2 separate regions of the Homo sapiens genome follow, and region 2 is linked to region 1. Evidence: chromatin contacts called from ENCODE Hi-C or POLR2A ChIA-PET data. All regions are on one chromosome and are shown on one strand. The core of a region is the stretch at or near the end of the contact, and the rest is flanking DNA. Distances in the headings are between cores, read along the strand shown. Region 1 overlaps OXNAD1 (oxidoreductase NAD binding domain containing 1). Region 2 overlaps RFTN1 (raftlin, lipid raft linker 1).

Region 1 (5,727 bases), core at 1,882-4,381:
AATTAATATTTCTTCAAAGAAGACATATAAATGGCTAATAAGCACATGAAGAGATGTTCAACATCAATAGTCATTAGGGCAATGTAAGTCAAAATCATAATGAGCTGGCAGTTCACACCCACGTGGATGGCTATAATCAAAGAGACAAACAATAGTGTTAGGGTCTGGAGAAATTGGAACATTTATACATTGCTGGTGGGAATGTAAAATGGCACAGCCACTCTAGAAAACAATTTAATAGTGCCTGAAAATGTTAGTTAGTTAGCATATGACCCAACAATTCCATGCCTAGGTTTAGACCTAAGACAGGTGAAACTGTATGTTCACTCAAAAACTTGTACATGAATGTTCATGGCAGCATTATTCACAATAGCCCCAAAGTGGAAACAATGTAAATGTCCATCAGCTAATGAAGATATAAACAAAATGTGGCATATCCATACAATGGAATGAAGTACTGATACAGGCTACAACATAGATGAACCCTGAAATCATGTTAAGTGAAAGAAGCCAATCACAAAAAGACCACACACTGTATTGTATGATTCTGCTGGTATAAAATGTCTATAAGAGACAAATCCATAGAGACAAAATAGATTAGTGGTCATCTAAGCCGGGCAGGAGGATAGGGAATGAATAAGAATCATTACAGAGTTTCTTTCTGGGATAAAAATGTTCTAAATGTGATTGTGCTGATAGCTGCACAACTCTGTTAATATACTAAAACCTCTGAATTGTACACTTTAAATGTTTGAATTTTATATGAATATATCTCAACATAACAGTCTTTTTAAGTTTTAAAAAGTATGAAAAAAGGGTCAAGAAAAGCAACAAAAACTCTCCCACTAGTATTTGACAGACTTAATAGGCCGATATGGCCTCTGAGTTACACAAGTCTTAACGTTTCCTTCTTTTCTTCTAACCACATCCTGTAGTCTAGAACTCCTGGGTTTCAAGCTTTCAATAATTCTATGCCACAGAAACCCTTTTTTGGTGAGGATTCTAGGAAATGCAATAAACCTAGTCACATACCAAGAAAAATGTATTGGAACACAGAACCACAAAAAATTCTCATCCCCATATCTGGGAAACATAAACATCCAATCTAGGTGTTTCACAGCCATCACAAGAGCAAAAAGTATCATCCTTCCCCAGTTGCTTACCTACATACAGGCCTAAAAGAAAAGCAAAAGATGTTCTCTAATCTGATCTATGACCTTAAAAAAATATTCTCCTGCAGTCTATGGCCTTACATTTCCAGTCATTTATTATAAGTGTTTAAAAACCAGTTCTGGATTGGAAGTGCTCCAGAAAAGGTCTTTGGCCAACTTTAACCTATTTTCACTTGACTCTTTTCCATGAGTACTTTAACTTTCTTTTCATTTCTGACAAGATAAAAATTTAAAAGACTATCGTTAGCATTTGTTAACACAGTTGCTATATGCTATCACAGAGGAGGTATACAAAAATCTCCATTATTTCCATGTTTAAAAAATAAATACATTAATAAGCTACTTTTGCTGCTTCATCTCCTGAACTACAGTGCCCTCTGCTGCTCAATGCTGATGAAGGCCATTCTCTCAGTTGAATGAAAGGGAACCAACCCTCTTCTCTAGTAACTCTGGAAAGCTACCTTTGGAAAAAAAGGACTCCTTCATTAAAAAATACAGAAGAATTTAAGTTACATAAAAACTTCATCTGAATGGATTTAAGAAAATATGCACAATACATATTTCATAAAACATCTGTCCAAGAAAGAATTATACCTTAAACACACACCTTTAAAAATGTCCTTTGCAGGATGAGCACTCTTGGAGCCATGAGTTAAAGCCCTTACTATATACCCAATGAGTGAGTGTATGCAGAAGGAGCCTAGGTGCGCGGTGAAGCAGTGGATGTCCACATCCAACCATGACACACCAGGCAGCCAGGTCCTGTCCACAAAGGGAGCCCCAGTGCCAAGCACACAGCAGCTATACTATGAGATCCCAGAACTCTTTAGTCCTTGCCTACAGTTCTCAGAGCCCCTCACTCATTCACTTAATGCAAACATCTAAGAGAGCACCTGCCTACCATATACAGGCACTGTGGTACTTGCTGGAGGTACAAAGATGCACATATGTCTTAGTTGCTGCCCTCAATGAACCCACTCTAAGAGGAGGAAAATTAACAAATACATACAATTAAATGGGCAATGATAAAATCTGCTTAGCGTAGCGAGGCAAGGCAGAGGAAGGAGGAGTCAATTCTACCAGGAGTACAGGAATTAAGAAAGACTTCACAGAAGAGATGCCCTTTAAACAGTCTTAAAAGACACACAATGCTTACCAGATGAGTAATGGGGGAGGACACAGTTTGAAAAAGATGCCAAGGAATACAGTGCTATGTTATGTGCAGTCCTGTGAGAATCAGGGCTGCCACACATGCTTGTGTAGGTTGCAAGGATATTATCTATCTACAGTGTGGCAGCCCTGCTCAAGGGTAGGTATAAAGTCTTATTTCTCTAATCTTGCTCCTCCAGTGTTTCTTCTTGGTGTCCTCTTTCTCTCAGCAGGGCTCAAAGTTGCTTTCTAGCATCTAAACTTATGTTATCTTGTAGAAAGTCAGACACACTAGGACCAGGAATTCCCTCCACTCTGTGAAAATGCTTTGGCCTTACTTCCCCTCAGGAGGCAAGCTATACCCAGCCAAGTGTGGATTGAGTACTGACTGGGGCATCAGTGGTGACATGGTGGTGATAAGCCCCCACTCCTGCCTGGCCTGCCACTCTTCCAATCAACAGCTTCAGTGCAGGGAAACTGACCAAGGAGATAAGAATTGGAATCTGTCCCCTGGGCCTTATCAGCACATATGATCTAACTGAATGAAATACTTATTAGCAATAACAAAAGCTAAAATCAAACAAATGAAGTTAACAGTAGGCATTATGCTAAACACTTTAAATATCCCAAAACGTAGGAATACTACTGCTCCCTCTTTGAAGATATGAGAACTGAAGCCCAGACAAATAAGGAAACTGACCACATCACAGAGCTGGCTGGTAGAAAGCAAGCATGTGAGCTGAGCAGTCTCCAGGGCACTAGGCGACAATACACTGCTACCCACAGTAGCATAACCAATGCCAGAGGCAGGCAGTGAGCACCACAGCCAAATGTGAATCTAGAAACTCAGGGCAGCTGCACACTGTGTGAGGACCAGTGGTGGCATGCTCCAGACCCAAGAGTGAGTGCCAAGCTTTCCACCCCAAGGGAGGAGGAATTCTGGTCAAGGGCAGGCCTCACCAAGGAGCTAGCAAGTGGTAGGCCTACTAGTAAGATGAACCAAGAAGTTCAACCCTGCTCATGTGAGAGATGTTTTGAGGTGGTTCTGCCTTTGGCCTTTCTCTCGGGATTGGATTGCTACAGTTCTTGGAACTGGTTTATTGCTACAGGAACCAGCCCTCTCTGCAAGGCCCAGTAAGAATACAGTGTAGTGCAAAAAGAGCCCCTTGAGGCCTATATCTGATCTATGCTGAAGGTGTCTACATGGGGATCTGTGGCCAAAGCTCCAGCTAGTCACAGACAACATTCATTTATTTAGTTAGAGTTGTGCCTGGAACCTCATTCTCAGAGTTTGGTAGGTGTCAGAGGAAGCCACTGGTCAAAAATTCAGAGATGTGGAATCACGGCCCAATCTCTTACCCCAAAGATAAGCCCAACAGCAACCCTCTCCTTGATTTCTAGCAGCTCTCCAGTCTGATAATCCTACCTACACAAACTGCATGGCAGCCACATCCTCACTTCCTATCCCTAATCCTTGCCCTCTTCTCCAAAGTACCACATGGCTGTTACTACCAAGCTGATGGTCTGAGACAGCCTAGAGCACAAAGCCATTCAAGCAACAGCATGGAAGGGACAGACACCGCCAACCTCAGCAAAATGGCCATTCTGTGACCATAAGGTCAAATATCAAAAGGAACTCACAACCCCTAGAACCATAAATCAATGGTAAGGGTAAAATTTGTTGAAAGAGGAGGGCCCAGGGGCCTGGAATGAATGCTGATCAACACCTGGGAGGGAAAGCGTCACACACTACCAGCCAGTGATCCTTACCCGCCAAGTCCGACCTCCGAAGAAGTCTGACAGGCACATACGAAAACCAGGCCTAAATTCAGTGAAATGGCCAAATCCATTCATTGGGATGGTATACATGACACCAATCCCAAATCATTTCATCTTGAGAATCACAGTAGGACTCTATTTCTACAAATATCACTAGGGAATGAGGACATTTTCTTATCAGGTAACTGAGGTTAGCAAGTGCATTACACTTGCAGGCACACCACGGTGGCAGCACAATAACCAATGCACAGGCTTTTCCTAACCAGGAGGCTGGGTCTGAGTCTTGGCAGGATTCAGAGTTGAAGGCACGGAGACAGTGCTTTGCACAGGACACAAACATTTCCACAGAAAGGAAATATGGAAAACAGATCATTACAATTAAAGTTTCCACTTTTCAATATAATGACTGCTAAACCATTTTTGAAGGGTAAATATGTTGCCCGCCCCCTAAAACAGGCAAAATGCATTTAATGTGTATCATCGAACATGTGCAAAGATTGCAGTAAATTGCTTCACAAACCCAAATTATTGCAATCAGCATCTTGTTTTCTAGTTCTAAATTCAAAGGCAAACTATTAACACACAAGACTGCTAACTCTTGCTATTATCACACTTGCTATTATCACACATCCTCCTTCTAACAAAACCACATTTCCAGATGGACTGCCAAAATTAGTCAAGTGACTCCTAAGAAACACTATCAAGACTGACATGCCAGAAATCCATTTAGAAATGAATGCTTTATTAAAATAAAGGACACACACACCCAAACACACCTTTCCTAGGGAAATTCAAGTTGCTTTCCTTACAATTGAACTTGAATTGAAGCTCAGGGAGGCCCCATTCGGAGGAAATGTTACCCAGTCAGCATGCTGATCAGTCCCGAGTCAAATGGGACAGACTTATGATTTGTGTGGGGGTTCTGGGGAGCTGGGCCTGACTGGGGAATCCTGATAACAAATTAGGCAAAGTATTTAAATTCAACCCAAATAAGGTACATATGATAGACAAATTCAGTCAAGAGGGTAGTGAGCCCTGTGATGACATCACTAGTTCCTCTTCTCTTCAGGATACTTTGTTTACTCTGCATTGGACACGAAGAAGACTACTTTTAAAAAACCTATGAATCTCCTGCAACACGTAACTCAAGGAGATTAGATTACTGAAGTGCATTCTGTTAGCAACCATTCCTGAAGAGTCTAATTATCAGAGCTGTCAGTTCCATGGGCCAGAACTAGCTTTGTTTGAATGTGGAAAACACAAGACAGCAATTTTCATATACGACTGAGGGAGCCACGGGCTCAAAACCCAAGTGGGCTCTGAGGCCAGAAAAGGAATCAGATCCTCTGTGCCAACAAAGGCTCACCCTGAGCAGATATGATTTAGAATTCCTCTTCCTCAAGGGAATGGCTAGCCTTTTCCAGGAGAAAAAATAATACCTTCTATCTGATGGCACCTTCTTGAACATACATACATGGAACACAGAAAAGTCACTTACCACTGGCCAGCTTTAAAGGAAAAGTCTTGATCAGCAACAAGCAAGCGGAGGCTCTTCACTGACGGTGACTCACTGGCAGCTCCACACACCTTAGCTGCTGACACAATCTAAAACCAAAAGATGAACTGT
Region 2 (5,727 bases), core at 2,130-4,629, 140 kb before region 1:
GCTCAATGTATTTTTCTTCTTTTCCCTTCCCTTCTTCCTTTCTTTCTTTATTTCTGTGTGTTTTTTTTTAGAGGGTGGAAATGACTTTTTCATTGTGATCACTGATAAGACGACTCTAGATCTAAGACAGTCCATTATTATTTTATTTTATTTCATTTTTGAGACAGTGGCTTGCTCTGTTGCCCAGGCTAGAGTGCAGTGGCCCTATCATGGCTCACTGCAAACCTCCCCATTTCCAGCTCAAGCGATCTTCCCACCTCAGCCTCCTGAGTAGCCAGGACCACAAGCACTGGCTAATTTTGAGGGGGTTTTTTTGTTTTTGTTTGTTTGTTTGTTTGTTTGTTTGTTTGTTTAAGAGAGACCGAGTTTTACTATGTTGCCCAGGCTGGTCTCAAACTTCTCGGCTCAAGCGATCCATCTGCCTCGGCCTCTCAGAGTGCTGGGATTATAGGCCTGAGCCATCACGCCTGGCCGACATCCAATTATTAATGCCTTTGGGTGATTTGGAAAACGACAGGCTGCTTATAAAGTCTGTTTGAAGACAGTAAAAACTGGGACAAACTCATTTTAGCAGTGACCTAGAGGATCCTCCCCGAGGGCAAGGGAAGAGGGGTTTGGGCAGGGCTGAGTGGGCGTTGTGATGGGTCTTTGATGAGCCTCTCCTCTCTCCACTCCAGCGGAGCTCCCTGGGTCCTCAGCAGTGAGGCTGGCCTCCCTGCGTGACCTGCCCGCCCAGCTCCTGGAGCTGTACCAGCAGGGCTTCTCGCTGGCGGCCCTGCACCCCTTCGTGCAGCCCACCCATGAGCGGGAGAAGACGCCCCTGGAGCACATCTTTAGAGCCATCCTGATCAAGAAAACCGACAGGTAAGGCCTCCACGGGTGAATGGGTAGCATCCTGTTGCGGCTAAGTTATGCTCAATAGAGGAGGGGAAGTGAGAGGATGGGGTTGGGGGTTGAAATTTGCATGCTGTCCTCAGGGCCTCAGCCCTCAGACAGGTGAGGCAAACAGTTAGACAACCAGAGAGGTTTCTTTCCTAGCATCCTGCGATGAAAAACAAATGCATGTCCAACTGCAAGTAGAGAGTTCCATTTTACATTCTTTCCCTCTTTTAACTCACTGGATTAAACTCAGCTAGAAAAATGTCTCCTCAGAAGAAGCATATGCCCAGAATGATGTGGCTAGTAAAAGTGCAATACTTTTAAACTGAAAGGCATGACTGGAAAACAAATAATTTTGTTTAGAGGCTATAGACAAACTTAATGTCTTCCCGCAAAGTCTAGAAATACTTTAACATTTTGCGCCTACCATAAATTCTGTCAATCACTTGACAGTTAAAAAAATACAAAAAATAAACACCACCTAAATAAAATGCTATAATTGGTTTGGTCTTGATTTAGATTTTCAGGGCTTGGGGATGTTTTTCAGTTTGGCTTGCCCAGTTGAATGCTTATGCCTATATTTCAGTTGAGCCTAATTAAGAAAAGAGAAGTGGGGTTAGTCTTTCAAAAGGAACAATATTAATTTTTTTAAAAAAAAAAAACAGTGAGGATGGGATGGAGAGAGCAGTATGTTTTTCCTGCTTTCATAAAAATAAAAATTAAAATGAAGTCTGGGAAAGGAAATCAGATTTGTCTTTTGGCCAACTATCATAGAAGGAATGACAGCATGTGCCACATTTTAAAAAGGGAGTACAGAGCAGCTCCTCCTTGTTCTCTCCTTTTAAAGTCACTTTGCAGGTAGACAAAGCATTTGGCTGGTGTGCTCATAAGGGACAGCTGTGAGGCATGAGGTTGCGTGTCTAAGACTGACTCCTCTTTCCTTTCCTTTCCTTTATTTCTTCATGGTTGATCAAGCTCTGGGGCTCTTACTCTACATCAACACACATTACGTCAACACACATTAGAATTCAAAGTGAAAGGTGGTGCATGTTTTTGCTCGAACCCAGAATTCACACATGTTTTGGTAGGGCAAGACTTTTCTCAGTGTCTGCCTTTTATGTGTATTAGTTTGTCTTTCTCTCTCTCTCTCTTTTTTTTTTCTGTAGAAACAAGGTCTCGCTATGTTGCCTAGGCTGATCTTGAAATCCTGGCCTCAAGCGATCCTCCCACCTTGGCCTCCCAAACCACTGGGATTATGGGTGTGAGCCACTGAGCCTGGCTGCATATTGGTTTCTTTTCTTTTCTTTTTTATTTCCTTGAGATGGGGTCTCACTCTGTCACCCAGGCTGGAGCACAGTGGCATGATCTCAGCTCACTGCAACCTTTGCCTCTCAGGCTTAAGCCATCCTCCCACCTCAGCCTCCCAGGTAACTGGGACTACAGGTGCACGCCACCATGCCTGGCTAATTTTTTTATTTTGGGTAGAGACCGGGTTTCGCCATGTTGCCTAGACTGGTCTGGAACTTCTGGGCTCAAGAGAGTTTCCCACATAGGCCTCTCAAAGTGCTGGGATTAGAGGTGTGAGCCACCACGCCCAGTCCATTATTGGTTCCTTTAGGTTGATTGGCTGTTGATCATTATCTGGGTCAATCATGAGAAGATTGGGGGCCACAGTGGTTTTGAGTGACACTGACACATAGGATATGTATAATGACAGTAGCTTATATTTAGTGAGCACTCACTGTATGTGAGGCTTGATCATTATCATTTCATCTGTATCATATGGCTATGAAATAAGTGTCATCTTTGTTCCCATTTTAAAGGTGAGAAAACTGAGACACAAATGTTGAGTTGTCAAGGTCACACGGATGGCAGCAAGCAGAGTTCTGCCTTGCTCCCAGGAAGGCTGTCTCCCGTACCTGCATTCTTAATCCTGGCATGAAGCACGTGCTGAGTTCCTTTACCCACAATTCTTGTGGAGAACCACTTTAGGAAAAGAAAGTGGGGGAGGATATCTTTGATCTTCCATAAAGAAGTACTTTTATTACTCAACCTTTCCCCCATTTTACCCCTCAGTAGTCAGTAAGTAAATCAGAATTTCAGCAAGGAAACAAAACAGACAAATGAGTTGTATGGATTCTATAAGGCATCCACTGGGCTCCAGGGATTCTATTCTGCAGATTATCCGAGTGGCCTTAGTGTTTAAAGGAGACAAGTCCATTTGGGTCAGATCACTGGCACATCCTTCAGTGTGATCTGCCATAGGCGGTGACATGAGCTCAGGACTTGGCCTGAGCTTAACTCAAAAAGTGAAGGTGTATCTTTTTTTTTTTTTCTCCCTGCTGTGGAGCAACACTTCTCAAACTTTAATGTGCTTGTGAGTCTCCTGGGGATATGGTTAAAGAGCAGAGTCTGATATAGCAGGTCTCAGGGGAGGCCTGGGACTCTACATTTCTAACTTGTTTCCAGATGGGGCAGATGCTGATGGTCCGTGGCACGCACTTTGAGTAGCAAGTGTGTGGAGGACCTAATTCTTGCCTGGCTTCATGCCTGGCACTCAGCAACACTATTGGGGCTTGCCACTTTACTCCTAGGAGAGCTGTAAGCACCAGGCTAGGTAAGAAAGAACACAGAACTCGTGGCCAGGAGGCCTGCGTTCTAGGCTGCACTTGGCTACTAGTAAGCAGTGTCGTGCAAGGGGCACATCGATGGATCTTTCTCGGCCTCCGTATTCTAGCTGCTACAATGAGGGGCTGTTACTACATGATTTGCAAGGCTTGCACCAAACTCTAAGTTATCTGATGGGACAAGATGGGTGAGGAAGCCCGTCTTCAGAAATAAGAACCACCACTTTGGGGAATAGTGCATTATAAGCCAGCAGTGAAGCTGGGGGCTCAGTAGGGGTTGTTTACTTCCACTAACGTAGCATGAACAAATGAACTTACTTTCCAGAAGACAAAAATGAGCAAACTGTTGAGAGGAATGAGACTTTGTATGCAGGAGGGTTTTCAAGAAAGGGAAGTTGGCAGTCTCCTTGGGTTTGAGCTGACTTTCATCCAGAGTTCCTGAACTGCCTGCCTGATGAACTTAATGAACATTTCAACTCCTGGACAAGCAGATCCAGAGAAGGAAATTCCTTAGGTAACTTTGTGTTGAGTCTTTGGAACTGCCTTTTTTAAAAAAATGCAAAAGTTTGATAATTTATCATGTAAAATGAGGCAAAAATGATCAAGAGGATCATCCCCACTTCTAGCCCCAATGGTATTAGGTGGGAGGAGTGGTGGAGGTTGGAAGCAGTCATTGTAAAATATAATTTTAAAGTACAGGAATTTTCTCTCCTAGCAAATGCAATAACTGCATTTTTTTTGTATTATGGGGAAAAGACTCCAACGATCTTAAAAATAAGCAAACAAAAAAACATCAAGGCCAGGTGCAGTGGCTCACACCTATAATCCCAGCACTTTGGGAGACCAAGGCAGAAGATTCTCTTGAGCTCAGAAGTTCCAGACCAGCCTGGGCAAAGTAGAGAGACCTAGTAGCTACTAAAAATTTTAAAAATTAGCTGGGTGTAGTGGCGCACGCCTGTAGTCCCAGCTACCCGGGAGGCTGAGGTGGGAGGATTACTTGAGCCCACGAGCTGGAGGCTCCTGGGATGTGACTGTGTTATTGCACTTCAGCCTGGGTGACAGAATGAGATCCTGTCTCAAGAAACAACAACAACAAAAAAAAAACGGACTTTTTCTTTATCAATAGGGAGTTTAAGTAGTAAAAACAAAACAAAGGAAGACTTTTGTGATTAATTTTTAATTCAGACAGTTAAAGTGATACTTTTCACAAAGTCTGCCAAAGTTCTGACAGTTATAGATGCTGTTAAATGAAATGAGTTAGCTTTTAAAAGAGAAAGAAATACTTGGTTAATATTTTTCAAGTGGAGCACATTGAAAGAGATGTAGATACACATTCTAGATTATTGTTGACCCAAGTGAACTTCATTACCAAGAATCACCATGAGATGACTCTGTGAAACTTCGATATCAACCTAATGTGTTTGGAGGGTTCACATAAAATTTTTAACAAATAACTGGGCTTTGGGATATGCCAGAAACACCAGACGGAACCCCTCAAGCCTGCATTTATCCCCTCACTCATTCACTAACACTTGCTGAGTGAGTACTCTTTTCAGAGTATTGTGCTAGGAGCTCTATGTGGTGGGAAGTTAGAGAGTGCAAATGCCAGGCTCAGTTGAATGTGGAGCCTGCCTTCCAAGCACTTGCAGTCTAATTAAGTAAATGAGATATGTGCCTCATGCCACAGGAGTTTGGGAGAAGGAGATGCCACCTCTCACTGGAAGGGAAACCAAGGAAATGTTTCTGGAGGGGCAGCTTTTAACTTGGGCCTGATTTCTTTTGGGCAAACATGGGGAGTAATGAGCATGAGGCAGGAAGAGTTTATTTAAATCTCCTAATGAAATGTTTTCTAGTAGTATTTGAGTAATTGGAGAGCATCGTTGACAGTCTAACTAAATTATTAATGAGTCATTCCAAAAGTAGTTCTCAAGTGCAGTAACATTCCTCTGAGCTCACTGCCATTTTGACAGATTTCACTTACATCCCTGAAAAATTACCTGATCTTTTCTTCTGAAAATTCTAATAACTGCCATTTCATTTTACCATGGCAGGCCTAGCCACACATCTAACTGTAAACTGTTCTTAATTCTAAGTGTATTGAATTTAGTCAAGTCAGTTACTTTGACTCAAGTTACTTTGACTCAAGAATGAATAGCTGAATATGAAATACTTAGTGAATAAGTAGAAAGAGAGTTTGTACTTCATTTTCTCAACTCTTTCT

What was found. A loop is a pair of places that touch in the nucleus more often than their neighbours do. ChIA-PET counts read pairs that join two places held with the same protein, here RNA polymerase II (POLR2A). Pooled maps may share reads with other maps.
Region 2: a map of B cell shows a loop between it and region 1 (4-fold over the local background). The contact joins two enhancer-like sites. A Hi-C loop is called at or near these places in 2 of 168 maps with a recorded cell type or tissue (B cell and OCI-LY7), 25 of 37 single-sample maps with no recorded cell type and 6 of 50 pooled maps. POLR2A ChIA-PET finds 5 or more read pairs at or near these places in 1 of 52 experiments (GM12878).

What each region holds. Positions count from the first base shown.
Region 1 is chr3:16,286,320-16,292,046 of GRCh38, reverse strand. It overlaps OXNAD1 (oxidoreductase NAD binding domain containing 1), which reads right to left. Exons shown (of 9, transcript NM_138381.5): 5 at 5,599-5,705. Among named protein-coding and RNA genes, the nearest start is that of OXNAD1, 24 kb to the right of the region's middle. RefSeq lists a silencer at 5,647-5,727. Within about 2 kb of position 3,131, at least 9 of the 41 ENCODE cell types and tissues checked have a DNase peak (open chromatin) inside an H3K27ac peak, as active enhancers do.
Region 2 is chr3:16,428,988-16,434,714 of GRCh38, reverse strand. It overlaps RFTN1 (raftlin, lipid raft linker 1), which reads left to right. Exons shown (of 10, transcript NM_015150.2): 3 at 678-864. Among named protein-coding and RNA genes, the nearest start is that of RFTN1, 82 kb to the left of the region's middle. RefSeq lists a silencer at 861-990. Within about 2 kb of position 3,379, at least 2 of the 41 ENCODE cell types and tissues checked have a DNase peak (open chromatin) inside an H3K27ac peak, as active enhancers do.